Regions from separate parts of the Homo sapiens genome. Here region 1 is linked to region 2. Evidence: chromatin loops called from intact Hi-C (ENCODE). Cell type or tissue: K562. All regions are shown on one strand. Links, peaks and the distances in the headings refer to the core of each region. The heading gives the core; the rest is flanking DNA. Region 1 overlaps MACC1-OT1 (MACC1 3' UTR overlapping transcript 1). Region 2 has its middle 17 kb from the start of ABCB5.

Region 1 (16,373 bases), core at 5,332-7,831, 620 kb after region 2:
GATGAAAGGCTTTCTAGCCTTTAGAGATGATAATAAGCAAATATTCATTGAGAGAAATATGTTCATAATTGGTTAAGTGAAAAAAATATATTTTGGGCTTGTGGTTTCTAGTCTAGCATGTAAACAGGTTGGAAGTTACAAATTTATCCCAACAAGAAAAAAACCTGAACAAAATAAACAAACTCCCCTTAGATCATCAGAGAAGTGAAGTCAGTCATAGGGTAATCTATTAACACCCAAAATTGGAGAGACAGGCAAATACAGAGCATCGCAAGCTCAGAAACACATGATAAGAAACCTCCATGGAAATTAGTACTTAGAAATGAACTGTAATTGATTAATTGCTGGAGGCTCAGTATGAATCAGTCTGAGAGTTAAAATTTTCAGGGAGGTTAAGCCACAGGCAGATCCCCACAATTTTTTGAGTCTTACCTCCGGGAACCTTACCAGGTTCTCATAGTGAATATCTGAGAAAAATCTCCTAGGGCTTCCAATGAAGGAGGGAAAAAATAAACATTTCGAATTCACAATAGCATTCTGTCCTTTAAAAAGGCCTGCATTCAAGAGAAACTATTTTACCAGAGCCTAACCTGCTGTTTCCTTGTTTTGTTTTGTTTTGTTGTTTTGTTTGTTTTTCAGAGTCTAACTTACCTGGGGAAGGGAAATACCCAACTCCAGTACCCTCTAGCCATTCTGTCTCACTTAAGGGAAAAAAAATACTGAGAATCACTGGCGAAGTTCACAGTCCCAGAGCACAGGTGTACCCAAACCCTCACACAGATTTATAAACTATAAGAATGCTTTATCTTCCCCCACAAAAACAAAAGCACAACGTACCAAAAGTAATGAAATGAAGCAAAAGCAGTACCAAGAGGGCAGTTGACAGTAATGAATGACTATATTATAAAGAGGAAGGATATTAATTAACAATTTAACTTCATACCTCAAGGAACACTCAAATGCATTTTATCAGGCCAGCATTACCTTTATACCAATGCCAGACAAAGGCATCACAAAAAAGAAAACAAAGGCATCACAAAAAAGAAAACAAAGCCAAGATCCTTGGTAAATTTGAATACAAAATTCCTCAATAAAATACTAGCAAACTGAGTCCAACATAACATTAAGAGAATCATACTAACATTAAGAGAATCATACACTATGATTATTGGGATTTATACCTGATACATAAGGATGGTTCAACTTTTTAAAATTAATGTATGTTATTATACAATATCAATATAGCACATTACATAATAAAAAATAAAAATTACAGGATCATAAATGCAGAAAAGGCACTTATCAAAATTAATTATGCTTTCATGATAGAAATTCTCAACACATTACGAAAAGTAAGAAATTACCTCAACATAATAAAGGTCAAATATGATAAGCCCACAGCTAACATCATACTTGACAGTGAAAAATTTAAAGTTTTTCCTCCAATATCAAGAACAAGACAAGGATGCCCACTTTTACCGTTTCTATTAAACATACTACTGGAAGTCCTAGCCAGAGCAAGTAGGCAAGAAAAAGAAGTAAAAGTCATTCAAATAAGAAAGAAAAAGTAAAATGTTCCCTGGTGTAGATGGTATAATCTGTTAACTTTTAGAAACTGTTAGAAAAATTGAATGAATTCAGTAGAGTTGTAGGATACAAAATCAACTTACAAAAATCAGTTGCACTTCTATATACTAACAATGAACTATCTGAAGAGGGAACTATGAAAATCCCATTTAAAACAGCACAAAAAGAATAAACTAGGAATAAACTTCAGTAAGGAGGTCAAAGACTTATATACTGAAACCTACAAAACATTGATAAAAGAAATTAAACCAGAAGAAAACAAATATGAAGACTTTCCATCTTCATGGATTGAACAACATGATATTGTTAAAATGTCCACACTACCCAAAGTAATCTCTACCAAATCCCAATGGTATTTTTTTACAGATATAGAAACAATTCTAAAATTCACATGCAACCACAAAAGTCTCTGAATAGCTAAATAAATCTTGAGCAAACAGAATAAAACCATAGACACCATATTTTCTGATTTTAAAATACATTACAAATTACAGTAATCTAAACAGAATGCACTGACATAAAGATGGACATAAAAACCAATGGAAAAGCATACAGAGCCTAGAAACAAATCTACATATTTACAGTCAACTGACTTTCCAGAAAGGTGCCAAAATACACAATGAAAAACAGAATGTCTCTTCAATAAATGGTACTGAGAAAACTGGAATCCACATGCAAAAGAATGAAACTGGACCCTTATATCACACCGTACACAAAACTTTATTCTAAACAGATTAAAGACCTAAATGTAAGATCCCAAACATTAAAATTCGTAGAAGTGAGAGTGGGCTAAGGACTCAAATAGACGTTTCTCCAAAAAGACACGTAAATGCCCAAGAGGTAGATGAAAAAGTACTCAATGTTTCTGATCTTAATGTAAATGCAAATCAAAACCATGATAAGGTGTTATATCAAACCTACCAGGATGACTATTACTTAAAAAAAGTAGAAGAAGAAACAATACTAGGGAAAGAAATTGGTACCCTTGCATGGTACTGCTGAGGGGAATGCAAAATGGCGCAGCTGCTATAAATAGTAAGAAGGTTCCTCAAAAATTTAAAAATAGCACTGCCATATGATCCAGAAATCCCATTCCGGATCTGAAATCATGATCTTGTGGATATATTAACACTTCTGTGTTCATTGTTGCACTATTCATTACAGCTAAGAAATAAAAATAGTCTAAATGCCATCAGCAGATGAATGGATACAGAAAATGTGATATATACATACAATGGAATACTACTCAGCCTTTTAAAATAAAGAAATTCTGCAATATGCAACAACATGGATGCAACCTAAAGACATTATATTAAATAAAATAAGCCAGTAACAAAAAGACAATGCATGATTTATGTAACGTAACTAACATAGTTACATTCATTGAATCAAAGTGTGGAATGGTGGTAACCAGGGGCTGGAGGATGGAGAAATGGAGTTGGAAATCAACAGATATAAACTTTCACTCAAGCAACATAAACAAGCCTAGAGATCTATTCTACAATATTGTACCTACAGTCAAAAATTATGTAGTGTACACTTAAAAATTGTTAACAGATCTCATGTTAAGTGTTATTTCACAATTTTAAAAAGTGAAGGAGAAATAAAACCTTTCTCAGACAAATAAATATTGAATAAATTTGTTGCCAGTAGACTTGTCTTGCAAGAATTGTTAAAAGAAGTTATTTATTTGAAAAGAAGAAAAATGATATAGGTCAGAAACACATATCTACGTAAAAAAGGAAGAGCATTAGAGAAGGAATAAATGAAGGTAAACAAAAGCTTTTATTTTTCTTATTCTTAGTTGGTCTAATAGATAACATTTTGTTCATAAAGTAATAGCAACAATGTATTTCATTATGTATGCTTACACATATATCTTTGTGTGTGTGTGTGTGTGTGTGTGTGTCTGCATTAGTTCGTTCTTGTACTGTTACAAATAAATACCTGAAACTGGGTAATTTATAAAGGAAAGAGGTTTAATTGGCTTATGGTTCTACAGGCTGTACAGGCTTCTGCTTCTGAGGAGGCCTCGGGAAACTTACAAGAATGATGGATGGTGAAGGGGAAGCTGGAACGTCTTACCTGGCAAGAGCAGGAGGAAGAGGGAGAAGGGGGAGGTGCTATACACTTTTAAACAACCAGATCTCATGAGAACTCACTCACTATCATGAGAAAAGCAAGGAGAAATCGGCCCCTCTGAGCCAATCACCACCCACCAGGTCCTTCCTTCAACATTGGGGATTACAATTCCTCATGAGATTTGTGTGGGGACACAAATTCAAACCATATCAGTATCTAAGAACAGTATATATGCTTAGATGTAAATGACAGCTATGATACAAGAAATGGGAGGAAGGCATTTTAATTATTTTTTTAAAATATAAGGTATTCATACTACCTGTGAAGCAATAGCATGCTCTTTGAAAGTGGGTTTGCATTAGCTGTAAGGGTATATTGCAAACATTAGAGAAATTACTTCCATATAGCAAAAGTAAATGGATTGAGAAAGATATTTCTAGTTTTCCACCTTAGGAAACTTGAAAGAGTAAATAAAATCAAAAGTAAGCAGAAGAAAAGAAATAATAAAAATTAGAGCAGAAATCAATGAAATTAAAAACAAGAAATCAATAGAGAAAACCAAAAGATGGTTTTTTGAAAAGATGAAAAAATTGAAAAGCTAAGAATAGAGATGATACTAATTACTAATATCAGAACTAAAAGTACTGGGAAAACTTAGATAAAATAGGCCAATTCCTTAAAAGACACAATTTCTCAACAAATACATAGTTATTTCTTGTTACAAAGGAAAACATTCTTACAAAAGAAATGTAAGGGATAGACATAAATCTATTAAAAATCAAATCAGGGGAGGTGGAAGAAGATGGCAGACTAGAAGTTTCCACTGATTGTTCCCCTCTCAAGGATGCCAATTTAACAATTATCTACAACGAAAAGACACCATCAAGAACTAAAAATCAGGTGAGCACTCACAGTACCTGGTTTTTACCTTCATGTTGCTGAGAGAGGCACTGAAGAGACAGAAAAAGCAGTCCTGAATCGCCAACGCCACTCCTCCTCCATGGCTGGCAGTGGTGGTCTGGGCCTCAGGAGAGCATCTCTGGGTGCTGGAGGAGGGAGAACATAGCAATTGTGAGGCAATGACTCAGTGCTATCCTATTACAGCAGAAAGGAAAACCTGGCCAAACTCAGCTGACACCTGCCCATGGAGGGAGCATTTAAATCAGCTCTACCCAGAGGGTAATCACCTCTCCCAGCAGTCTGAACTTGAGTTCCTGCAAACCTCCCACTGAGGGCTACGGTGAGGTCTGTCTCCAACTAAACATGAAAGGCAGTGTAGGCCATAAGGACTGCAACCCTTAGGTGAGTGCTAGTGCTAAACTAGGCCCAAAGACAGTAGACTGCGGGGGAGGGGCACAGGACCTACTGAGGTACTCCACCTGCTGGAGCAGCCAAGAGAGTACTGGCATCACCGTACCCTAATCCCAGTCTGCACAGCCTTTGGATCCAAAGAGACCCCTTCCTTCTGTTTGAGGAGAGGAGAGGGAAGAGGGGGAAGGACTTTGACTTGCCTATTGAATACCAGCTCAGCCACAGAAAGACAGGGTACAGATCAGAATCATGAGGCCCTTGGTGCAGGCTCTAGCTCCCAGATGGTATTTCTAGACAAACCTTGGGCCAGAGGGTTTGTCTAGAAACTGCCTTGAAGGAAAGGACCCAGTGCTGGTAGCATTCATCACCTAGTGACTAAAGAGCCTTTGGGCCCCAAATAATCATCAGTGATACCCAGGTACTCTGTCGAGGGCCATGGGTGAGCCTCTGAGACATGCTGGCTTCAGTTGATACTCATCACATTACCAGCTATGGTGGCTATGGGACAAAACCACTTATGCTTGAGAAAAGCAGAGGGAAAAGTAAAGGGGACTTTTTCTTGTACCTTAGATGCCAGCATAGCCACAGAGGGTTAGAGCACAAAGAAGCCTCTTGGGATCCCTGATTCTAGCACTTTACTCTTAGATGGCATTTCTGGACCTGCCCTGGGCTAGAGGGGAGCCCACTGCCTTATGGGGTGAGTCCCAGGTCAGGCAGCATTCACCACAAGCTAACTTGAGAGCCCTTGGGCCTTAAGGGAAAGTTGGCGTAGTCTGGTAGTATGCCTTGTGGCCAGGGGTGGCTACAGGGTGAAGTGCCTTTGCCTTTGGAAAGAGGACAGAAGAGTAGGAAGAAGTGTATCTTGTGGTTTGACTGTCTGGTCAGCCACAGTACAATAGAATACCAGGTAGACTTCTAAGGTTTTAGACTTTAGTCTCTTAATGCTGGATTGCACCCCTAGACTCACCTGGAGTCTGGAGGATCTCACCACCCTGAAGAGCAGGTCGCAGGCTTATCTGGCTTTGCCTCATGCTGATTGTAGAGCTCCAGAGCCTAAAGCAAACATAGGCAGCAGCCAGTGAGTGGTTACAGCAAGCCTTGGGTGAGACCCAGTGCTGTGCTGACTTCAGGTCTGACCCTGCACAGTCACAGTGCTGGTGGCCACAGGGGTGCTAGTATCACTCCACCCCCAGCTCTACATGGTTTTTAACGGAGAGATAGAGACTGTATGTTTGCGAGAATGTAAATGAAGAGAACAAGAGTCTCTGCTTGACAATCCAGAGAATTCTTCCAGATCTTGTTCAAGACCATCAGGGCGGTACCTCTATGAGTCTGTAAGAACCACAGCATTACTGGGCTTGGGGTGCCCCCTAAAGGAGATACAGCTTAGATCACAACACCCAAGTCCTTTCAAATATCTGGAAAGCTTTCCCAAGAAGGATGGCTACAAATGAGCCCAAACAGTGAAGACTACAATAAATACCTAACTCTTCAACGCCAAGGCAAAGAAGAACATCTACTTGCATCAACACCATCTAGGAAAATACTGTCTCACCAAATGAACTAAATATGACATCAAGAACCAATCCTGGAGAAACAAAGATATGTGGCCTTTCAGACAGAGAACTCAAAATAGCTGTGTTGAAGAAACTAAAAAAAAAAAAAAAAAAAGTCATGATAACACATAGAAGGGATTCAGAATTCTATCAGATAAATTTAACAAAGAGATTGAAATAATTAAAAAGAATCAAGCAGAAATTCTGGAGCTGATAAATGCAATTGGCACATGGAAGAATGCATCAGAGTCCTTTAATAGCAGAATTGATCAAACAGAAGAAAGAATTAATGAGCTTGAAGACAGGCTATGTGAAAATACACTGTCAGAGGAGACAAAAGAAAAAAGAATAAAAACCAATGAAGCATAGCTACAGGATCTTGAAAATAGCCTCAAAAGGACAAATCTGTTATTGGCCTTTAAAAGGATGTAGAGAAAGAGGTAGGGGTACAAAGTTTATTCAAAGGGATAATGACACAGAACATCCCAAACCTAAAGAAAGATGTCAGTATCCAAGTACAAGAAGGTCATAGAACACCAAGAAGACAACCCAAAGAACACACCTCAAGGCATCTAATAATCAAACTCCCAAAGGTCAAGAATAAAGAAAGGATCCTAAAAGCAGCAAGAGAAAAGAAACAAATAACATACAATGGAGGTCCAATACAATTGGCGGCCGCCTTTTCAGCAGAAACCTTACAGGCCAAGAGAGAGTGGAATGACATATTTAAAGTGCTGAAAGAAAAAAACTTTCACCTTAGAATAGTATATCTGGTTAATATATTCTTCAAACATGAAGGAGAAATAAAGACGTTCCCAGACAAACAAAAGCTGAGGGATTTCATTAATACCAGATCTATCCTACACGAAATTCTAAAGGGAGTACTTCAATCAGAAAGAAAGATGTTAATGAGCAACAAGAAATCATATGAAGATACAAATGTCTTGAGGCAAATAACAATGGAAACAATATATGAAAACCTATGGGATACAGCAAAAGCAATATTCAGAAGGAAGTTTATAGCTATAAATGTCTACATCAAAAAAGTAGAAAAACTTCAAATAAAAAATCTAATGATACTTCTTCAGAAACTAGAAAAGCAAGAGCACATCAGACCCAAACTTAGTAGAAAGAAGATTAGAGAAGAAATAAAATTGAAATAAAAACATATAAAAGATCAGTGCAACAGAAAGTTGGTTTTTTGAGAAGTTAAACAAAATTGACAAACCTATAGCCAGGCTAAGAAGAAAAAGATACAAATAAATAAAATCAGAGATTAAAAAGGAGATATTACAGCTAATACTGCAGAAATTCTAAAGATAATTAATGTCTACTATGAGCCACTATCTGCCAATAAATTTGAATATCTAGAAAAAATGGACAAATTCCTAGATACATACAACCTACCAAGATTGAACCAAGAAGAAATTCAAAACCTGAAGAGACCAATAACAAGTAACAAAATCAAAGCTATAATAAAAAGAATTCCAATGCAGAAAAGCCTGGGGACCCATGGCTTTACCACTGATTTCTACCAAACATTTAAACAATTAATACCAATCCTATCAAACTATTCTTAAAAAATAAAGGAGGAGGAAATATGTCTAAACTCATTCTACAAGGTCAGTATTACCCTGATACCAAAACCAGACAAAGACACGTCAGAAAAAGAAAACTACAGGCCGGTGTCTCTGATGAACATTGATGCAAAAATCCTCAACAAAATACTAGCAAACCAAATACAACAATGCATTAGAAAGATCATTTATTGTGACCAAGTGGGATTTATCCCTGGGAAGCAAGGAGAAACAACCTACACCAATCAATCAATGTATACATCATATCAACAGAATGAAGGATAAAAACAATATGATTATTTCAATTGATGCTGAAAAAACATTTGATAAAATACAACATCCCTTCATGATAAAAACCCTAAAAAACTGTTATAGAAGGAGCGTACCTCAAAATAATAAAAGCCATATATGACAGACCCACAGATAGTATCATACTGAATGGGAAAAAACTGAAAGCCTTTTTTCGAAGATAAGGAACATGATAAGGATGCCTACTGTCACCACTATTATTCAACATAGTACTTGAGGTCCTAGCTAGAGCAATCAGACAAGAGAAAGATATAAAAGGCATCCAAAATGGAAAGGAAGAAGTCAAATGACCCTTATTTGCAGATGATATGATCTTATATTTGGAAAATCCTAAAGACTCCACAGGAAACCTTTTAAAACTGATAAACAGGCCAGGTGCAGTGGCTCACGTCTGTAACGCCAGTACTTTGGGAGGCCTAGGTGGGTGGATCACCTGACGTCAGGAGTTCGAGACCAGCCTAGCTGACGTGGTGAAACCCGATCTCTACTAAAATACAAAAAGTAGCCAGGCATGGTGGCTTTTGCCTGTAATCCCAGCTACTCGGGAGGCTGAGGCAGGAGAATTGCTTGAACTCAGGAAGTGGAGGTTGCAGTGAGCCAAGATCATGCCACTGCACTCCAGCCTGGGTGACAGAGTGAGATTCCATCTCAAAACAAACCAAAAAACAAAAAAAGTGATGAATAGATTCAGTAAATGTGCATACACAAAATTAACATAAAAATCATTAGCATTTCAATATGACAACAATGAACAATCTGAAAAAGAAATACAAATATAATCCCATTTATAATAGCCATGCAAAAAATGAAACAATAATTATCTTAAAGAAATAAAAGATCTCTATAATGAAAAATATAAAACACTGATGAAAGAAATTGAAGAAGCCAACAAAATTTGAAAAAATATTCCATGTTCATGGATTGTAAGAATTAATATTGTTAAATATCCTTATTACCCAAAGCAATCCACAGATTCAGTGCAATCCCTATCAAAGTACTAATGACATTCTTCACAGAAATATTAAAAACAATTCTAAAATTTATATGGAAACACAAAAAGGCCCAGAAGAGCCAAAGCCATCCTAAGCAAAAAGAACAAAACTGGAGGAACTATATTAGCTGACTTCAAATTATAGTACAGAGCTATAGTAACCAAAAGGGCATGGTACAAGCATAAAAGCAGACACATACACCAATGGAACAGAATAGAGACCCCAGAAATAAATCCACACTGCCTACAGTGAACTCATTTTTGACAGAGGTGCCAAGAACATACACTGGGAAAAAGACAGTCTCTTCAATAAATTTTTCTGGGAAAACTGGACATCCATATGCAGAAGTATGAAACTAGAATCCTATCTCTCACCATATACAAAAATCAAATTAAAGTGAATTAAAGACTTAAATCTAAGATTTCAATCTATAAAACTGCTACAAGAAAATATTGGGAAAAATCTCCAGGACATTAGTCTGGGCAAAAATTTATTGAGCAATACCCAAAAAGTGCAGGCAACCAAAACAAAAAATGGGCAAATAGAATCACATCAAGCTAAAAAGATTCTGCACAGCAAAAGGTACAATCAACAAAATGAAGAGACAACCCATAGAATGGGAGAAAATATTTGCAAACTACCCATCTGACAAAAGATTAATAACCAGAATATATAAGAAGCTCGAAAAACTCTGTAGGAAAAAATCTAATAATTGGATCAAAAAATGGGCAAAATATTTGAATAGACATTTCTCAAAAGAAGACATACAAATGGCAAAGAAACATATGAAAAGGTATTCAGCACCACGGATCATCAGAGATATGCAAATCAAAACTATAATGAGCTATCATCTCACCCTAGTTAAAATAGATTATATCCAAAAAACAGGCAGTAACAAAGGCTGGCAAGGATGTGGAGAAAAGGGAACTATTGTACACTGTTGGTGGGAAGGTACATTAGTACAACCATTATGGAGAACAGTTTAGAGCTTCCTCAAGAAACTAAAAATTGAGCTACCATATAATCCAGCAATCTCACTGCTGGGTATATACCCAAAAGAAAAGAAATCAGTATATTGAAGAGATATCTGCACTCCTATGTTTGTTGCAGCACTGTTTGCAATAGCTAATAAGAGGAAGTAACCTAAGTTTCCATAAAAAGATAAATGGATAAAGAAAATGTGGTACATATATACAATGGAGTACCATTCAGTCATAAAAATGAATGAGACCTAGTCATTTGCAACAGCATAGATGGAACTGTGGATCATTATGTTAAGTGAAACAAGCCATGTACAGAAAGAAAAACACTTCATTTTATCATTCATTTATGGGAGCTAAAAACCAAAACAGTTGAACTCATGAACATACAGAGTAGAACGGTTACCAGGGGCTGAGAAGGGTAATTAGGAGTTATTAATAGTAGGGAAGTGGGGATGGTTAATGGATACAATACAAAATATAGTTAGAAACAATGGAATAATACCTACTATTTGATAGCACAATGGGGTAACGATAGTCAATAATTATTGTACACTTCAAAATAACTTAAATACAGTAGTTGGATTGTTTATTACTCAAGGATAAATGCTTGAGGGGATGGATACCCTGTTCTCCATGATGTGCTTATTTCACATTGCATGCCTATATCAAAACATCTAATGTACCCCATAAATATATACATCTACTATGTACCCAATAAAATTAAAAATAAAAATTTAAAAACAAAACAAATTCAGACCAATAATTAATAACCTTCCAAAACAGAAAGCACCAAGCCCGGATGGATTCACCAGTGAATTCCTTTATGTGTGTGTGTGTGTGTGTGTGTGTATATATATATATATATATATATATATATATATATATATATATATATATATATATATATATATATATATATATATATATATATATATACACACACACACACACATATATACACACACACACATATATATATACATAAATATATATATACGTATACATATATATACACACACACACACATATATACTTTAAGTTCTGGGGTACACGTGGAGAATGTGCAGGTTTGTTACACAGGTATACACGTGCCACGGTGGTTTGCTACACCCATCAACCCATCATCTACGTTAGGTATTTCTCCTAATGCTATCCCTCCCCTAGCCCCCCAGCCCCCAACAGGCCATGGTGTGTGATGTTCTCCTCCCTGTTTCCATGTCTTCTCATTATTCAACTCCCACTTATGAGTGAGAACATGCGGTGTTTGGTTTTCTGTTCTTGTGGTAGTCTGCTCAGAATGATGGTTTCCAGCGTCATCCATGTCCCTGCAAAGGACACGAATTCATCCTTTTTTATGGCTTCATAGTATTCCATGGTGTATATGTGCCACATTTTCTTTATCCAGTCTATCATTGATGGGCATTTGGGTTGGTTCCAAGCCTTTGCTGCTGTTAGCAGTGCCACAATAAACATACGTGTGCATGTGTCTTTATAGTAGAATGATTTATAATCCTTTGGGTATATACCCAGTAATGGTATTGCTGGGTCAAATGGTATTTCTAGTTCTAGATCCTTGAGGAATTGCCACACTGTCTTCCACAATGGTAAAAGCATTCCTATTTCTCCACATCCTCTCCAGCATCTGTTGTTTTCTGACTTTTTAATGGTCGCCATTCTAACTGGCATGAGATGGTATCTGATTGTGGTTTTGATTTACATTTCTCTAATGACCAGTGATGAGGCTTTTTTTTCTTTCATATGTTGGTTGGCTGCATAAATGCCTTCTTTTGAGAAGTGTCTGTTCATATCCTGTGCCCTCTTTTTGATGGGGTTGTTTTTTTTCTTGTAAATTTGTTTAAGTTGGTTGTAGATTCTGGATATTAGCCCTTTGTCAGATGGATAGATTGCAAAAATTTTCTCACATTCTGTAGGTTGTCTGTTCACACTGATATAGTTTCTTTTGCTGTGCAGAATTTCTTTAGTTTAGTTAGATCCCATTTGTCAATTTTACCTTTTGTTGCCATTGCTTTTGGTGTTTCAGTCATGAAGTCCTTGCCCATGCCTATGTCCTGAATGGTATTGCCTAGGTTTTCTTCCATGGTTTTTATGGTTTTAGGTCTAACACTTAAGTCTTTAATCCATCTTGAGTTAATTTTTGTATAAGGTGTAAAGAAGGGATTCAGTTTCAGCTTTCTGCATATGGCCAGCCCGTTTTCCCAACACTATTTATTACATAGGGAATCCTTCCCTCATTGCTCGTTTTTGTCAGGTTTGTCAAAGATCAGATGGTTGTAGATGTGTGGTGTTATTTCTGAGGCCTCTGAAAATTCTCAATAAAATACTGGCAAACCAAATCCAGCAGCACATCAAAAAGCTTATCCACCACAATCAACTCAGCTTCATCCCTTGGATGCAAAGCTGGTTCAACATACACAAATCAATAAATGTAATCCATCACATAAACAGAACCAATGATAAAAACCACATGATTATCCAATAGATGCAGAAAAGTCCTTCAACAAAATTCAACAGCCCTTCATGCTAAAAACTCTCAATAAACTAGGCATTGATGGAAAGTATCTCAAAATAGTAAGAGCTATTTATGACAAACCCACAGCCAGTATCATACTGAATGGGCAAAAGCTGGAAGCATTCCCTTCGAAAACTGGCACAAGACAAGGATGCCCTCTCTCACCACTCCTAGTCAACATAGTATTGGAAGTTCTGGCCAGGGCAATCAGGCAAGAGAAGAAATAGAGGGTATTCAATTAGGAAAACAGGAAGTCAAATTGTCCCTGTTTGCAGATGACATGATTGTGTATTTAGAAAACCCCATCGTCTCAGCCCAAAATCTCCTTAAGCTAATAAGCAACTTCAGCAAAGTCTCAGGGTACAAAATCAATGTGCAAAAATCACAAGCATTCCTATACACCAATAACAGACAAACAAAGAGCCAAATCATGGGTGAACTCCCATTCACAATTACTACAAAGAGAATAAAATACCTAGGAATACAACTTACAAGGGACGTGAAGGACCTCTTCAAGGAGAACTACAAACCACTGCTCAAGCAAATAAGAGCGGACACAAATGGAAAAATATTCCATGCTCATGGATAGGAAGAATCAATATCGTGAAAATGGCCATACTGCCCAAGGTAATTTATAGATTCAATGCCATCCCCATCAAGCTACCAATGACTTTCTTCACAGAATTGGAGGAAACTACTTTACATTTCATATGTTGCCAGTGAATTCTACCATACATCTAAGGAGGAAATTGTATCCGTTCTCTACAATCTCTTCTTAAAGATAGAAGGAGAAGGAATACTTCTTAACTTACTTTGTGAGGTCAACATTATGCTAATACCAAAACCAGACAAAGACATTACAAGAAAACTACAGACCAATAGTTCTCATAAATATAGATGTAAAGTCCTCAACAAAATAATAACAAAACAAAATTAAATCTAACTATGCATAAAAATAATTATATGGCATAACCAGGAAATTTATCTCAAATATGCAAGGCTCATTTAACATTGAAAAATTAATTAAGGTAAGTAATCATATTAACAGTCTAAAAATCACAGGATCATATCCATAAATGCATAAAAAATACTTGATGAAAATCTAACACTCATTCAAATCTGAGAGTTTTTGCTGAGAGACAAATAACTCAGCAAACTAGGAATAGAGGAAAACTTTATTAACTGGATAAATAATATACACACAAAAATATCTTATGCTGACATCATACTTAATGGTGAAAATCTAGACAATTTCCTGCAAAAATAAGGAAAAACGAAAGGGAGTTCCTCTTACCTTTCTTTTTCAAGATCATATTGGTAGTCTGAGCTAATGCAATACTTTTGTTTTTTATAAAAAGAAATAAAGACAGGCATATTGGGAAGGAAGAAATAAAACTGTCTTTATTTTCAGATGACATACTTATCTATGTGGAAAAACCAAAAGAATTAACAATATTTTTCTGAAATTAATAAGTGATTACAGCAAGGTTGCATGATACAAGATTAATATAAAAAAGTCAATCATTTGTCTATATACCAGCAATGAGTAAGTGGAATTTGAAATTAAAAACATTATGCCATTTACATTAGTACTCCCTCCAACAGTGAAATACTTAGTATAAATCTAACAAAATATGTACAAGATTTATATAAGCAAAACTGCAAAACTCAAATATCAAAGAACTAAATAAATGGAGAGATATTTCATGTTTGTGGATAGGAAGGTTCAGTATTATCAAGATGTCAGTTCTTCCTAACTTGATATATAGATACAACACAATCCCAATCAAAATCTCAGTAAGTTATTATGTGAACAAACTGATTCAAAAATTTATATGGACAGACAAGAGAACTAGAATAGCCAATTCAATATTGAAGGAGAAGAACAAAGTTAGAGGACTAACACTATTGATTTCAAGACTTACTATAAAGCTACAGTCATCAAAATGTACGGTGCTGGTGAAAGAATAGACAAATAGATCAATGGAACAAAATAGAAAGCCCTAAAATAGACCCACATAAATATAGTCAACTGATCTGCAAAAAAGGAGCAAAGATGATACAATGGAGCAAAAACAGTCTTTTCCACAAACAGTGCTAGGACAATTAGACATTCACATGCAAAAAAAAAAAAAAAAAAAAAAGAAAAGAATCTAGACATAGACCTTACACCTTTCACAAAAATTAGGATGGATTACATATGTAAATACTGTAAATGCAAAACTATTATAAAAAATATACAGAAAACTCTTAAACTCCACAACAAGAAAATTAAAAACACAATTTAAAAAGAGCCAAGATCTTGACACCTCACCAAAGAAGATATATGGATGGCAAATAAACATATGAAAATATGTTCCACGTTATATGTCATAAGAGAAATGCAAACTGAAACAACAATGAGAAACCACTACACATCTACTAGAATGGCCAAAATCCAGAACACTAACACAAAATGCTGGTGAAGATGTGAAGCAGTGGAAACTCTCAGTCATTCCTGATGATATGGTACATCCATTTCTGTCTCAGTCATTGCTGGTGATATGGTAGAGCCAATTTGAAGACAGTTTGGTGGTTTCTTACAAAACTAAACATACTCTTAGCATACAACCCAGCAGTCATGCTTCTTGGTATTCATCCAAAGGAGTTGGAAACATATGTTCACAAAGTCCTGCACATGGATGTTTATAGCAGCTTTCTTCATAATTACCCAAATTTGGAAGCAACAAAGATGTCCTGCGGTAGGTAAATGGATAAATAAATGTAATACATACAGACAATGGAATGTTATTCACTAAAAAGAAATGAGCTATCAGGCTGGGCGTGCTGGCTCACACCTGTAATCTCAGCACTGTGGGAGGCTGAGGCAGGCGGATCACGAGCTCAGGAGATCGAGATCAGCCTGGCTAACACAGTGAAACCCCTCCAACCAAAAATACAAAAAATTAGCCGGGTGTGGTGGCATACACCTGTAGTCCCAACTACTCGGGAGGCTGAGGCAGGAGAATCACTTGAACCCAGGAGGTGGAGGTTGCAGTGCGCGGAGATTGCGCCACTGCACTCCAGCCTGGACGATAGAGCAAAACTCTGTCTCAAAAAAAAAAAGAAAAAAAAAAAAAGGAAAGAAAAGAAAAGAAATTAGCTCTCAAGCCATGAAAAGACAAAGAGGTAGCTTAAATGCACATTACTTAGTAAAAGAAGCCAATCTGAAAAGGCTATATACCATACGATTTCAAAATATGGCATTCTGGAAAAAACAAAACTATGGATATAGTAAAAAGTGGTTTCCAAGAGTTAAGGAGGCAGGAGGGAAGAAGAGTTGAAGCACAGAAAATTTTTAGGGAAGTGAAACTATTTTGTATGATGCTACAATAGTGGCTACATGTCATTATTCATTTGTCAAAATCCATAGAATGCATACTACCCAAAGTGAACCCTGAAATAAA
Region 2 (16,373 bases), core at 7,223-9,722:
GAGTTATGTACTGTGAAAAAATTTTATAGATGCTTCAATCAATATTAAATATTATTACTATTATGCCAGTACTCTCATTAATCATTGATTTATTAGCTCCATTGTTACAAGAGGCAATTGAGGGTTAGATGACTTAAGTAGTGTTGCCTAGTTAACACAACTATTAAAGTAGCAGAACCAAATTTGTCTACCCTGGGCCAGGCACAGTGGCTTACGCCTGTAATCCCAGCACTTTGGGAGGGCAAGGAGGGCAGATCACCTGAGGTCAGGAGTTCGAGACCTGCCTGACCAACTTGGCGAAACCTGGTATCTACTAAAAATATAAAAATTAGCCAGGCGTGGTGACGGGTGCCTGTAATCCCAGCTACTCAGGAGGCTAAGGCAGGAGAATTGCTTGAACCCAGGAGACGGAGGTTGCAGTGAGCCAAGATGGTGCCACTGTACTCCAGCCTGGGCGACAGAGCAAGACTCCATCTCAAAATAAATAAATAAATAAATAAATAAATAAATAATAAAATAAAATAACCCAGGGCTTGCTTTAATCAGATATTGTAAGACACACAGAGCTAAAAATGGCTATCACGAAGGAAGAAGTTTATACTCACAGATCCCTGGAAACAGAAGGCATGGCCACCACGTAGGGCCACATGGGCAACCACTGGGGTTTGTCAGGAGGCAGAGGAAATGGGGAAAACTTGAGCAGGAACCTTTACTGTGCTTTCCTCTGGAAAGGCAGGGCAAGGTAAACAGGTTTAGGATTGGCTAGTTTCCTTCGCCCACTTTTTGATGGGTTTTTATCTATTTATTTATTTATTTTTTATTATACTTTAAGTTCTAGGGTACATGTGCACAATGTGCAGGTTAGTTACATAAGTATACCTGTGCCATGTTGGTGTGCTGCACCCATTAACTCGTCATTTGCATTAGGTCTATCTCCTAATGCTATCCCTCCCTCCTCCCCCGACCCCACAACAGGCCCCGGCGTATGATGTTCCCCTTCCTGTGTCCATGTGTTCTCATTGTTCAATTCCCACCTATGAGTGAGAAAATGCGGTGTTTGGTTTTTTGTCCTTGTGATAGTTTGCTGAGAATGATGGTTTCCAGCTTCATCCATGTCCCTATAAAGGATATGAGCTCATCACTTTTTATGGCTGCATAGTATTCCATGATGTATATGTGCCACATTTTCTTAATCTAGTCTGTCATTGTTGGACATTTGGGTTGGTTCCAAGTCTTTGCTATTGTGAATAGTGCCACGATAAACATACGCGTGCATGTGTCTTTATAGCAGCATGATTTATAATCCCCTGGGTATATACCCAGTAATGGGATGGCTGGGTCAAATGGTATTTCTAGTTTTAGATCCCTGAGGAATGGCCACACTGACTTCCACAATGGTTGAACTAGTTTACAGTCCCACCAACAGTGTAAAAGTGTTCCTATTTCTCCACATCCTCTCCAGCACCTGTTGTTTCCTGACTTTTTAATGATCGCCATTCTAACTGGTGTGAGATGGCATCTCGTTGTGGTTTTGATTTGCATTTCTCTGATGGCCAGTGATGATGAGCATTTTTTCATGTGTCTGTTGGCTGCATAAATGTCTTCTTTTGAGAAGTGTCTGTTCATATCCTTCGCCCACTTGTTGATAGGGTTGTTTGTTTTTTTCTTGTAAATTTGTTTGGGTTCATTGTAGATTCTGGATATTAGCCCTTCGTCAGATGAGTAGATTGCAAAAATTTTCTCCCATTCTGTAGGTTGTCTGTTCACTCTGATGGTAGTTTCTTTTGCTGTGCAGAAGCTCTTTAGTTTAATTAGATCCCATTTGTCAATTTTGGCTTGTGTTGCCATTGCTTTTGGTGTTTTAGACATGAAATCCTTGCCCATGCCTATGTCCTGAATGGTATTGCCTAGGTTTTCTTCTAGGGTTTTTATGGTTTTGGGTCTAACATTTAAGTCTTTAATCCATCTTGAATTAATTTTTGTATAAGGTAGAAGGAAGGGATCCAGTTTCAGCTTTCTACATATGGCTAGCCAGTTTCCCCACCACCATTTGTTAAATACGGAATCCTTTCCCCATTTCTTGTTCTTGTCAGGTTTGTCAAAGATCAGATGGTTGTAGATGTGTGGTATTATTTCTGAGATCTTTGTTCTGTTCCATTGGTCTATGTCTCTGTTTGGTACCAGTACCATGAAGGATATGAACAGACACTTCTCAAAAGAAGACATTTATGCAGCCAACAGACACATGAAAAAATGCTCACCATCACTGGCCATCAGAGAAATGCAAATCAAAACCACAATGAGATACCATCTCACACCAGTTAGAATGGCGATCATTAAAAAGTCAGGAAACAACAGGTGCTGGAGAGGATGTGGAGAAATAGGAACACTTTTACACTGTTGGTGGGACTGTAAACTAGTTCAACCATTGTGGAAGACAGTGAGGCGATTCCTCAGGGATCTAGAACTGGAAATACCATTTGACCCAGCCATCCCATTACTAGGTATATACCCAAAGGAATATAAATCATGCTGCTATAAAGACACATGCACACGTATGTTCATTGCGGCACTACTCGCAATAGCAAAGACTTGGAACCAACCCAAATGTCCAACAATGATAGGCTGGATTAAGAAAATGTGGCACATACACAGCATGGAATACTATGCAGCCATAAAAAATGATGAATTCATGTCCTTTGTAGGGACATGGATGAAGCTGGAAACCATCATTCTCAGCAAACTATCGCAAGGACGAAAGACCAAACACTGCATGTTCTCACTCATAGGTGAGTGAGAACACTTGGACACAGGAAGGGGAACATCACACACCGGGGCCTGTTGTGTGGTGGGGGGAGGGGGGAGGGATAGCATTAGGAGATATACCTAACGTAAATGACGAGTTAATGGGTGCAGCACACCAACATGGCACATGTATACATATGTAACAAACCTGCACGTTGTGCACATGTACGCTAGAACTTAAAGTATAATAAAAATATATATATATATAAAGGATCAGCTAGTTTGAATAATGTCTCTAGTTGCCTGGTACCTGGCCCTGCAGTGATTAGGGCAGGGGGATAGTGTGAAAGCCTGATAAAGGACGTGGTTGAGAATACAGGCTCTGGATTTGTTGGCTTCCGTATAAAAGGTATATCCTGGGAAATGAGTTGTTTTCTATCTCTAGGAATTAACTAATCCTGGGAGGGACAGACTTTTTAAGGTCAGCAAGGCCCTAAGATAGCGAAGCATCAGAAAATAAAAACCTGATTAGTACAAGGGGAAGCTCCTGTGCTGTTGCTATAAAACAGGACAAATGCTTGAATTCATACATGAGATGTACTTGTTGCATGTGTGTGTGTGCTGGGGTTGGGGGTTGGTGGTTTCTTATACACTAGCTTTCTTCTGATGTGATATGTTAATATTCTATCACTTTTTTTAGGAATTAAAAGGTACTCTTTAGCAGCTTTAAATTCTTAATAGACTAAGTATTATAAAGGCATTTTTAATTTGGAGCAAGAAAATATTGAACTCTATGGCAACATCTGGCATCCAAGTCCACGTGTTCTGCAATTCTGTGTGTGGCCAAACAGAAGTAATAATTGGTTTTCTTCTTTGGAACACAAAGCACTCAAATATCGTGAGTGGAGACCTGAGAAAATTTATAAATGAAGAACTGTATCTCAACAGTTGCCACTACAGGCATGGAAGCAGGAGGTTAGCTAAGATCTCACTGGTTCCCGATGAAAAGGATAATTTTCCACATAGACCTAATGCTGTCCAGTGAGCCTCTGAGAAAAGTGGATCTGCGTAGAGGCCCCAGGTATTGGGTAGAAGGGATCAGGATACAGACAAAAGAGGAGGGAGGGGTCAGAGAATGGAATGCTAAGAAGGAAGGCTCTTTGAGTACGGCCATTATCCCATTTTTCAAATGGCCTCATCTGATCAGAATGGTGGTTTTCCTTTTACCTCCCCCAACACCTATGATGGATTTTATGCTTCTCGGAAGTCTGGCTTCTAGAACTACAGAAACATGTATAGGTGACTGAAAGTCTCCAACATGAAGGGCGGCAGAGGTATGGCATGACTTGTTTTAGCATTGGTATAAATGAAGTTAACCTATATGTTTTAGGAAGACTTTCTTGACAGATAGGATGGCTAATTGGTGCAGCCACAGGACAAGATGTACCCCCTGTGGATGTGTATCAGCAATATCACTTTTGCCAAGAATCTTAGGAATGTTTGCTTGAAATTATTTTTAAAATATTTTGAGCCATAGAATTGTGATAGTCATCTCACATCTCTAAGCCTTGGTTTGCTCATCAGCAAAATAAGGAAGTTGCCTGGATGTCAGTGGGACCTTAAAAATTCTATGATTCTAAAATTCTATGACATAAAATTCTAAAATTCAATGTTCCATTGCAGTCTCAGGGGTGCAATGGATCACACACCATGTTAGTCATAAGATCTGGGTCAGAACATATTTTCTGCTTGTTTGCTGCATCACTTTATGTCCACAGTTCTTAGCTAGAAGTTACTCTGTCCCCCAGCAGAGGATAGCTGGCAAAGTCTGGAGACATTTTTAGTTGTTACAATTGGCAGGTGCTGAGGAGAAGGTGCACCAGTGGGTAGAATACACAGATGCTGCTAAACACGCCACATTGCACGGTACAGAGCCCACAACAAAGAATTATCCAGCACAATAATGCGAGTTAGGAAATCCTATTTTAGATAAATCAGCTCAATCTTTATTATTCTTGGCTTCTGTATGAAATACTTGTGTTTTTGAGGATAGTAAATGAGATTGCTATGAAAGCACACAGTAAGTGATAAAGTGTGGTGACATTTGTGGTCATTGATCTAGGGTGTTGCCTCTGCAGGGATAATAGCAGAAAGGGAGGTCTGCTGGTGGGGCAGAGCTGGCTGGGACACAGCAATGAGGGGTGTCCACTGACATTTTGCAACTTGGGAGGTGTTACAAAGTGAAATTTATTGCTTCCTTGACACTTTTATCATCATTGGCTTTTCCTCTTTCTTTTCCTATGGTCTTTCAGATGGAATTTCCTGGAAGGCTTAGGGGACACTGATGTCTGTACAGTGTAGTGGCTGAGATCCTGAGCTTTGAAGTTAGGCAGATGTAAGCATGAATCCTGCTTTATCATTTCTGGGCTGTGTAATTTAACGTTTCTGGCACCTACATCTTTCATCATTAAGGTGGATGCAACATTTCCTACTTAATTAGGCTGTCCTGAAGATTCAAAGAGATATTTCGTGTTAAATGTCTCTTTGATCACAGAATAAATGGGAGCCTTAATCATCACCACCGTCATCATTATTGTCTGCAGTTAGTGCTATATAGTCACTTGAAGCACATTTGCTCTTTACTTTTCTGTCACCTAACTCTTTCTCTCGTGGAGAAAATTGTCCTTGGCTTCCTTACGAGCAAGTCAGTACCTACTCCTTTTCCCTGGTAAAATCAGCCATCTAAATTTGTATTAGATTGGGATACAAATAGTAAAGTTTCAAATATAAAGTTGTACAAGCAAAGCAACAAAAATCCCTCTGTGGAGGCTAAAGGGACTCCATCTTGGCTGCTAATCCACCATGTTGACTTCTGGGAATGCCTAAAGATTTCTATTTTCCTGTACTTACTGTAAATGATGCCTTTAGGTCAAAACAACCTTGATATTATCCTAAAGACATACTTACCATAAATTCTGTCCTTAACCAAATTCTTGCCATTCTGTTTCTTGCCAATTGAGATTGACTTTGATTGTCGTACACATTCTTTTGCTATGCTATATAAGCCCTGAGTCTCAGTGCTAACAGTATGGGTGGGAATCCAGCATCTTGTCTCTCAGCTGCCTGTGACGTGGCCTCTGTTCATAAGCCCCCATTAAATGTTTCTTTCTGAGAAACCAGATATGTCAGCCTCTTTCTTTGGCCTCTCAGCTTGGTGGACTTTGTGGTTAAGTTTGCATAGACTTGCTCACCAAAGAACACCCTTCCTCCCTCCAAAAACAACAAAAAGAGCGAGGGAGGGGGGAAGTTACTGATTATAAGTTACAGAATTTTGTTGCTAAAAAGAATCCTATAGCATAGGGAGTCCCTATCTAGTTTTACATCAGAATCTCCTGAGGATCTTTTTTAAAATACAGAATCCGGAATTCTAACCAAGCCCTACTGAATCAGAATCTTTGGGATAAGGCCAAGAAGTATGCATTTTCTAAGAGCTTTCTTGGTTCTGAGTGGCTAGGTTTGGAAACCATTGATCAGAACTTAACCAGAATGCCTCTCAATCCTGGAGCATTTAAACAATACAGACACCAGGGTTCCACATGATACCTATTGGACAGAATCTCTGAAAGTGGTCATCTTTGACATAATCATAGGCTTGACTTTACAGCAAACCTGAGACTAGGCTGGAAAGGATTATTATATCTGATTTTTGGTTGAGTTTGAGGACTAAGTAATCTTAAGCAGTCTGCTTATATTCGATAAATGTGGCATATTTGATTATTTGTCCAAATTATTTGTTGCCCTTCCTTACTATACCCTCTCTGGAGCCCCTTCCATTTCGAGGAGTATACTTACTCTCCCATTGACCTCGGCTTAGCCTTGTAACTTGCTTTGACTGATGAATGTGAGTGGAAGAGGCCTGTGTCATTTCTAAGCAGAAACTTCAAGAGTCATCTCATCTGTCAATTAATTTTTTTCCCTCTGCCATCAGAATAGCATGTCCTTATTAGTAGCTACTTCTTCAGCCTGAATCCCAGAAGGAAGAATTATTAGAATAGAGATGCAGCCAAACTTCAATGGTCATTAACGTGAGCATGAAATAGATCCGGGTTGTTTTCGCCCTTGAGATTTTGGGATGACTAACGCTCCTAATGGCCCCCTGCCCACCGACAATGGAAGAGTGAGAATTAGAGGCAGGTTTCCTGTCCATCTTTCCCCCACCCTCCTGTGGTTTCTGTTACAATACTGAGAAGGAGAGGAAGAAGGTTGAATTTGTCTTAAGTGGGGAGAGGATTATTTGCTCCCACATCAGAGCTGAAACTGGGAGAAGGTGTGTTTTTTATCTACTCACTTAGAATTTAGAATGGAGATCTCAAATTTCTTCCAGCCCAGGAATTCTATTATTCTGTATTCCCAAAGTAACATCACTGTCCATTTTTGCTACCTATACCAGTCCTATTTGTGGAGTTATGTAATTGAAGCCTGTCTTTGGCATTAATCTGTGGGATTGGCTGTGAAATAAACCATTGTATATAATAATACTTAATATAAGAAAAATGTTTGCTACATTCCAAATAATAAGCAAAAAAGTAAACTTTTGAAACAAGCTCTTCCTTTACCTTAGGTTCAGGTAAAGCTTAGAAGGCCAAGATGATGTTTTCTAAGGAAACATTTTATAAGGGTGATTGTGGATTCCCGTGCTGCCCACAGGGAGGCCACACAAATCAGGACTTCACAATATTTTCTTGCGATAATTTGTTTACATATTTATTCCTAGGCCTGTTTTCTCCCTCCACAAAGCCAGGTTCCTTGAGTTAAAAGGGTTACTTTTTCAACTGCTATATATAACAATAATTATAGTCTGCTCCAGTTCTTCTACACCCTTCATTATTATTCAGATTTTGAGGTCTATGGCAGATTAGAATTCCTGGGTCATTTTCAGAGATTTGAGATATTTTCCTCAACCTCATTATTTTCCAGCATAAACATCTGAAATCAGAAGCAACGAGGTAATTTAAATGAAGATCAGAATGAGTTATTGACAATTTCAGATAAAAAAACAGGTTTTTGGTTTTAAAAAATATCAAATTGGAAAGAGGAGGACAATTATTTCCAGTAAAATGTAAAACCATAGGAATAGCTATTATTTATGGGCTACCTACTCCAGGCCGAAATCTTACTATATAGGATTGTATCGAATCCTCCCCAAAGCTGCCCGGTAGGCTGTATATATGTCGCCTTCAATGTTTGGGATGCGAAGATGGCGCCCCAGAGACGTCAGTCTGTCATAACGATCACGTGACTTTATGGGAAGACCTGGCATCCGATCCCAAGTCCCTCAGAAGCCAAAGCCCACAGACTTCCTCTACGCCACACTGACTTTCTCTCATTTGGCTTTCAAGTGCGTTTCTACTCTGGTTATCATATTTATCATCTCAAGTTTCCTACTCAATTACATACTTTCTTTCCAAAATAAATATTTATCCACATAAACCTCTATCTTCACAGGAAGCAGAAAGTTGAAAATCGCATAATCTCCATGAAAATTTCTGGTGATCTTCCTACGGGAAAGGGAAGTTGCGGTTTGCAAGGAGCACAGGCAGGGACCTCTTACCAGTAGTTTGTGGGTCGTTGGACCACAGGAGGATGGGGGAAGCATTTGGGCAGCCAGAACACATAAATCCATATTTGAAATACCTTCATAAGCAGTGTAGTTGGTGGGAATAACTTGGGTTCATTAATTATTCTGTAATATTCTCTTTCTGAATGCCTTGTCCGATTATTAAAGTCAGAAGAAGCTATGCAACCTGTCAGCCACTAGATGTCATTGTTGCTCATGAAATAGAATGGCTCATTCTACAGTGTTTATGTGTAGATCCTTGAATGACTGCTGTCCTCTTCCCTGAAGTTTACCCTTCAACTAAGAGCTATGAGTAATATAGAACATGTGGCTTCTGATAAGAAAAAACTTGTGTCCTTGATAGAAGCACGATAAACCTATCTAAACAGTTACAGAATATCACAAGAGTGTGCATTCATTTATGACCACTTACAAATATGAAGAACAGAGGTAACAAGAGCTCTCAGATCCAGAGAGAGAAATAAATGTAAACTGCACTGGCTGTGGAAGCTTCTAGAGATGTGGGACTCAGGTGCTGTTCTAATGGATGATTAAGACTAGGGTAGGAAGAAAGCAAGATCATTTCAAGAAGGAGGCATGCCATGAGCATTTGTGTGATGGTGGGAAAAAATACTCAATTTGGGTGAAGTAGAAGATTCATTCTGGGAAGAGTAGAGCTGCTGGTGAGGGTGACAGATGGTATAGGAACAGAAAAAACAGAGGAGTGCTTGAATTTACCTTCCATCCTGAATTTGCCTCTGAAAGTTTCTGAGGAGAGTGATGTGATGCAAATTGCACTTTAGGAAGATGAAGTGTCAGCGGTGTATAGATCCAGGAGAAAGGAAGAGTCGTATTAGGGAGAACACATACACTACAGAAAGTGGACAGCCGCTACAGTGTCCAGGTAACAAACTATAGCAGAAGACCAGTAAGGTGAACACAAAAAAATGACTGGGCTACCCTGACATGGCTATCTCTCGTTGAGGAAGACATGCTCCTGAATGGAAGGAATTAAAATATCTGGAGACTTAAACCTTGTGAATGGCCCTTCATTGTTCTCAGGACAAGGGCCCCCCAGGTCATCTAGGGCCACAGGTCCAAGCATCCTGGTGCTATGCCATTTTCTTCTTTCAGTTCCCTGAACTCATCACGCGCCTCCTGCTTCAGGCTCTCGCCTGAGTTGTTCTCTGTCTCCATCCCCTCTTCCTCCCCCTTTTCTCCCCTTACTTGTCTCTCTGTGTGCATCAGTTTCTTTACAATACACTCTCATAGAACCAGGAGCTTCTGCATCACAGCATTTATCCCTTTTCATTTATATTTCATACTTATGTAATTGCGTAACATCTGTCACTCCTTCTAGAATGTAAATTCTGTGGTAAAAGGGCTTATGTCCTCATATGCTCTCCATCATGTCTATTCTCATCACTGTGGGAGACAGAGAAGAATCAATTGCTTCTCTGTTGGGTCTCTGATGAGCCCACAGAGGGGAGAGGCGGTGACTAAGAAGCTGAGGATTTAGAATTAATGACTGTAGAAGAGATGGTTCTAATCATTTTAGTGTCCCTCCAAGTTGCCAGGGTGTAGCAACTTTACAGTTCATTGACATGACCTGCAGTATGGAGCCGTTTGCATTTTGGGCCTTGTAAGATGTAGCATTTTACAATCTGTTACAATTAAATGGCATGGAGCTATGATTGTTGGACGTGGAAATGAAGTAAAAGATTCAAGTCATTTTGAAGATATTTCCACAAATAATAAGGACCTTTACTGAAACGGCTCTGCAAAATCATTAGAAAGTTTTCGTCAAGATTTATTAACACTGCCTTTAGTAAAAGAGGTCCCTGTGGTGGCTGGGACAAATAGCTTGAAATGGTCTTTCAATTGCAAGAATACATTCAAGGCCTTCTGACACAATTTCTAGATTAGTCTTTGTTACAGAAAGTTTATGAATGGTTATTTGCCATGTGGCCAAGAAAACACAACAAGCATTTTGTGCAGTGATGACAGTATTTCCTGTGCTTAGCCTACTGTATGGATAACTCATGCTGATGCCTGGCATATGACTTAAATTCTTTTCTTGGCTTTTAGCTAGTAACCCCCTCTTAGTAAGCAATGAGTCAATCAATGATCTCATGCAGCTAATAGTGTGATTATATCGAGAAAGACACAGTAGCTATGGAAAGTGGCTCTATTTGCTTTTTATATTGTTCTTTTATGTTTAGAGTTATACTATATTGTATATTTGAAAAATGATCACAGCCATATTTCCAGGTCTACATGCTTTTCCAAAACACTGCTATGCCCTCTCGGGATTGAAGGCTTTTCTCTTATCCTTGAAATTGGGTGCATTTTGCAGCTGTTTCAACAAATTGAATATGGTGGAAGTGATACTGCCTAACTTACAAGGCTAAGTCAAAAATGTGTTATGAATGTATTGTACATTTCAAAATAGTTAGAAATGAGGACCTCAAATGTTCTCAGTGCATAGAAATGATAAATGCTTGTGGGATGGATATCCTAAATACCCTGACTTAATCATTACACATTTTATTTGTGTAACAAAATATTGCATGCACCCTATAAATATGTACAAATCTTATGTATCAATAAAAATAAAATAAATTTTAAAATGTGTTATGGCTTCCACATGGTTTATATCTCTCGGGATGCTCATGTTTGCAACCCAGCCGACATGCTGTGAGAAAGCCCAGCCACATGAGCCATCCAGGACTGTGTAGGATTATCAGCCCACAGACCCAGCTTGGGTCTCAGCCTGCTGCCAATGTCAACTTACATGTAAATGAGCCTTCAGTTGATTCAGTCCCAGCCTTTGAGCTATCCCAGATGATGCCAGACAGGGCATAGATGAATTATTCCCACCAGGTCCTGCTAAATTGCAGGTTTAGGAGCATGATAACTATTGTTATAAGGTATGAAATTTTGGGTCACTTGTAGGTAACTGGAGAAATAGCCTAAAACAGGGAGCAAAACATTCTATTTCAGCTTGCCCTTGTGCTTTTGTTCATGTTATTCCTAGGCCCTGAAATACCCTTTCTTTCCCTTCCTCTTTTTTTTTTTTTTTTCACTTGTCTAACTTTTCTGCTTATCCTTCATGAATCAACTCAGGTGTGAATCTCTGTAGGAAGTCTTCCATAACGCTTAGTTAAATGGCCATCCTATGTGTGTAAACCTCAATAATAGTCCCAGCCAAACGTGCTACCAAGATTCATTTACATGTTTGATGCCTACACCAGTTGATGCAGTCATCTTTGTATCGTTAATCTACGTACATTCACGGACTAACACAGTGCCTGGTTCCACCACCTACTACCTTCGTGAACTTCGTCAAGTTAATGAATGTCTCTAGGACTCCCTTTTCTTATCAGTGAAAGAAGATAAAAGCTTCAACTCATAATGTTTCTGTGAGGACTGAAGGTTAAAGTCATGGAAGTTGCTGGCATATACTAAATGCAACATAAATTAGCATAATCTCAAAATAGGAGGAAACAGCATTCCAGAAAGTAGATCTAAGAAAAAATATGTTGAGAACCATTATTCAGAGTTCTCAACACCTCCTTCCTGCTCCTCCACTGGGCAGCTTTGAACCCATTACATTTCTCCCATTGTATAATTTTCTTTGTACATTGCTCTCAAGGGGAGAGCAGGTACTGCTTAGAAAGGGGACGTTAGTTGGATTGATGAATGGGTTTTAAAACTTGTAGCAAAGGCAGAAGTCTTAAAAGCCAAGTGCTTAAGACAGATAACGTGTTTTAAAGTTCAAATGCTTGGCTTTGAATATCAGAATACAAAATCTTGAAGGTAGCACGGCGTGGAGATTATGCCCAAATCAACACAACATATGATGATGTAAGAGTTAGTGGGAGAAACCCAAATCCTGCCCAGTCCTCTCTGTCCTCCCCACTTGCCAAACAGAAAGGAATGGATGTGTTGTATCCTAGAGTATCCTACCTGTTGCATAGCCAGGGGAGACTAGAAGCCTGTTAGAATCCCTTGGTTATCATGGGGTTGGAATAGCAGACCAGCCACGGAATGATGAAGAGCCTGGACTAAAAGCCCCAAGGGCCTCCTCACAGAGCCCTTGTGTACCCCAAGGATGAAAAAAAGCATCCAAGGGGGGTGTAGAGTGTTGAAAGAGATCCAATTGATTTGAAAAAAACCTAGGGCAAGATAAGGAAGACGGTGTGTGTGTGTGTGTGTGTGTGTGTGTGTGTGTGTGTATGTTGGAGGGGGTTGATGGTTCAAGGGCATTATCATCAGTGTCTCCCAGCCCATAACAACAAGCACCTGTTGAAGAGATTTACAGCTCAGCAGACACCAGACGTTGTACTAGCTATATTTTATTTTGGTATGATTGGCGTAAATTCCCAGGTATAGATGAATAATTTGAATACAACTTATTTAGGTAGAGATTCCCTTTTTCTTCAATTACTCCTGCCTTAGAATGGAAGGGGTCTTATAGTCTTCAAGTGAGTAGACAGCATGGCTATGTGCAGACAGAATGGCAGCAATGCCCCTCTGCAAGCTCCACGGGTTTAGGGCAATTTGTTGACCATTTCCTGTTGACAGCCTTTCCAACAGCATGAATCCCATGGATGTGGTTTTCCAGCAGTTTCAGCCAGTTCCTCCCTAAGAAGCCAATGCACAGGATTCAGCGGAGGCCAGCGGAAACGTCCCTCTCCTAGAGAAGTGCTGCTTCATCAGGACTTGCGGCTCTCAGCAACATCAACCTTCTTATCACTGTAATCTGGAAGAGCACATGCTGTTCTCGATGATGTTGGCAACGGGCTTTACGAGAAAATGTCATGGAAGTTGTCCTTTCCAGTTATAGCTAAACCACCAGGGTCAAATTTTATTTTGCACTCAAGATCCACAGATGAATACTCTTGCAAAGCCTGCAATATCCAGAGATAAAGTGCTTTATGCTCTGAATCGTGCAATTCAGAAGGGAAGCACAATGAGGGAGTAGTTCTAAGAGGGGTATTAATCGGACTGCTTAGGTTCTTGTCTTAGCTTCAACATTTACCAGATCTGCAAAAGTATTTTAATCTTCGTTCTTCAGTTTTCCTTTCTGTAACATAGGCAATAATGTGCTTCCCTTGTAGGACTTGGGAATTAAATAAGAAAACATATAAGAAGCACAGTGCCTGGCATTTTCTGAGCTCTTAATGAATGCTGGCTTTGTCATGAAGTTTATTATTGCCAACATTTATGGTGGCAGAAAATGTTGGTTGGCTGCCCTACAGACGTTTCCTGCTGCTCTGTCTTCCTTGTAATCAAAGCGCTAATTTTGTATATTTATCTGGGAACCACATGCTGATGAATTTTGATTGAACTAACTGCTTGCTAATAAGTGGCTCTCCTATTTCTGAGTATTCAGGGCATGGCACAACTTACCTAAAGGGAGACCTGGTCATGTGACTTGCTGTGGCCAGTGAAATATGAGATGCTTGACACCACAAACAATGACATTCATGCTACATGTCTGTAGCATTGCCTTCTGTTGAGACTTTCAATAAAAATCAATGAGCTTTTCACTTCAAATCACAGAAAGACTAAAGTGTGGTTGCTATCTGTTACCATACCATTACTGAGTCCATCTTGGCTGGTATCTAAAAGCAAACTCCATGAAACCTGTTTCACTCTTTAATAACTATTTTGCATGGCATCTTTTTGTCCCTTAATTTTTAAAAATTTTTAATTTTAGTTTTCAGAAGTTGTTTTCACTGCCATCAACTTTTTTGGTGGAAATTACTGGAAATTCTGGCAATTATTAAATCATAGTTCATATCAAACTGTGCTGATTGAGCTTTTGCCATTGTGAGTTTTCTTTTGTGGCTATTATTTCTCTTTTTTAAACTTTTGAGTTCAGGGGTACAAGTGCAGGTTTGTTACATAGGTAAACTGTGTCATGGGGGTTTGTTGTATGGATTATTTCATCACCCAGGTACTAAGCCTAGCACCCAATAGTTATTTTTCCTGATTCTCGCTCTCCTTCCACCCTCTATCCTCCCATAGGCCCCAGTGTGTGTTGTTCCCCTCCCTGTGTCCATGTGTTCTCATCATTCAGCTCCCACCTAAAAGTGAGAACCTGTGGTGTTTGGTTTTCTGCTCCTGTGTTAGTTTGCTAAGATATTGGCCTCCAGCTCCACCCACATCCCTGCAGAAAACATGATCTCATTCTAACACATTTAACTTGATTGTGCTAAACTCTGCAGATCTAAATTCTGATAAGAAGATGTAAATTTGTAATTTTCTAATCAATAATAAAGGATTATTAGAAAGAAGGCAGAGCATCAAACAGACTCTAGAATGAGATTGATAAGTTCTAACTCTGGCTTTGTCACTGCTTACCGTGTCACTTGGGGCAAGTTACTTAACTTCTCTGTTTCCTTTTCATCTGTGAAAAAGGATCATATTAGCGTTAGCATCTAACTCACAAAATATTTTATGAGAGTAATCAGTTACTTTTTTATAAAAGCTCTTAAAACAGTGCCTGGAACAATAAAAGCTATGTAATCTATGTATGTATGTATGTATGTATGTATGTATCTATCTATCTAGATACACACATACATATCTATATCTATATCTATCTCTATATATGTATATACATATTTTTTTGAGATGGAGTTTCACTCTTTGTTGTGCAGACTGGAGTGCAATGGCTCAATCTCAGCTCACTGCAGCCTCTGCCTCCCTGGTTCAAGCAATTCTCCTGCCTCAGCCTCCTGAGTAGCTGGGATTACAGGCACGCGCCACCACGCCCGGCTAATTTTGTGTTTTTAGTAGAGGTGGGGTTTTGCCATGTTGGTCAGGCTGGTCTTGAACTCCCGACCTCAGGTGATCCACCCGCCCTTGGTCTCCCAAAGTGCTGGGATTACAGGCATGAGTCACTGTGCCTGGCCCGTAAATATTTTGAAGTGACTAAAATGTACGGTTTTAACTATTATTTTTTTTGGCTGTTTGTATAAAGTATACTTATTACTTGCTCTACTCTTGTGGGTGTAAATCACATATATATTATTTAATTTAAATATATATATATTTTAAAGAGAAGTTTATTGGTCTTTAAATGGCTCAAATTGCAACTAAACAAATCGGGTAGTGGCATCAGCCTAAGACACATGATGCATCTTTGTCATTTGGCTTCATAGCACCTCAGTACCCAGGAAAGGAGAGGTCTCAAAGCAAAGTCACAATGTTAGTGGTTAGGACCTCTGGTTAAACAAGACTGTAATGAGTACACGTGGAGATTGCTGGGCCCGCTGGCCAGTGTTACACTGGTAACTTGAATTCTGCACATGACATAGCCTATGAGAAATACAAAATGAAAGATGTACCTCTCAAACCCTTTAATGACAAATATTTAACAGAGAAACTGGATGTAATATCTAATGAGTGAGTTCCTAGAAAGTCTATTTTTAACTTTACACACACACCTGTTTCCTGGAATGCCTGAACACATCTTTGACCTGTTTAAATCAGGACTGAGCAAAAGGAAAAAAAATACTCCGTTGAATCAACTGTCCTAGTTCCACTGCAAAGAGGAAAAAAAAATCGGACAGTGGCATATTTCCCACTGAAATTATGTCCCCAAATAGCGTGCTAGAATTCTTCCGGCAGGAACACCACACAACGGTGACACAGCCTGATGTTTGGTCAGTGTGTGCCAAACATGTTTTCTGCACAGTACCCAGGTCTGACTGCTTGATGTTAACTCCTGAAAGTGAAGCTACAGTGTTCTTCATTCAACAGTGCAAAATGCATTAGCATTATTGACATTTTCTTCCTGTGCCCTACTCCCAGGAGATCAAAAACTTAACACTTACATGCTCACCACTGGCAGAAAGTGATTTCCAGGGACCAGCATCTTAAAGAAAAAGAGGGTTCATTCAAACATAACTGGTGCTGAATCCTTGCAGCTGAAAATTATCTTACAAGTATATGCTGGCCCTTCATTTTAAATGAACTTGAAGTTTATTAAAAGTGA

Evidence for each region. Peaks named below come from ENCODE experiments on the same cell type or tissue, not always from the same donor. Only the 100,000 strongest peaks of a DNase experiment are listed, where the experiment ranks them.
Region 1: a loop joins it to region 2, with 10 times the contacts of the local background. A loop is called at or near these places in 19 of 110 quality-filtered maps.

What each region holds. Positions count from the first base shown.
Region 1 is chr7:19,972,985-19,989,357 of GRCh38, reverse strand. All of the region lies in intron 3 of MACC1-OT1 (MACC1 3' UTR overlapping transcript 1), which reads left to right. Among named protein-coding and RNA genes, the nearest start is that of MACC1-OT1, 160 kb to the left of the region's middle. In K562, for the core only: a CTCF peak has its summit at 6,341 (motif pointing left); no DNase peak of the experiment used is centred there.
Region 2 is chr7:20,590,914-20,607,286 of GRCh38, reverse strand. No RefSeq gene overlaps it. Among named protein-coding and RNA genes, the nearest start is that of ABCB5, 17 kb to the left of the region's middle. In K562, for the core only: a CTCF peak has its summit at 8,560 (motif pointing right); a DNase peak (open chromatin) is centred at 8,566.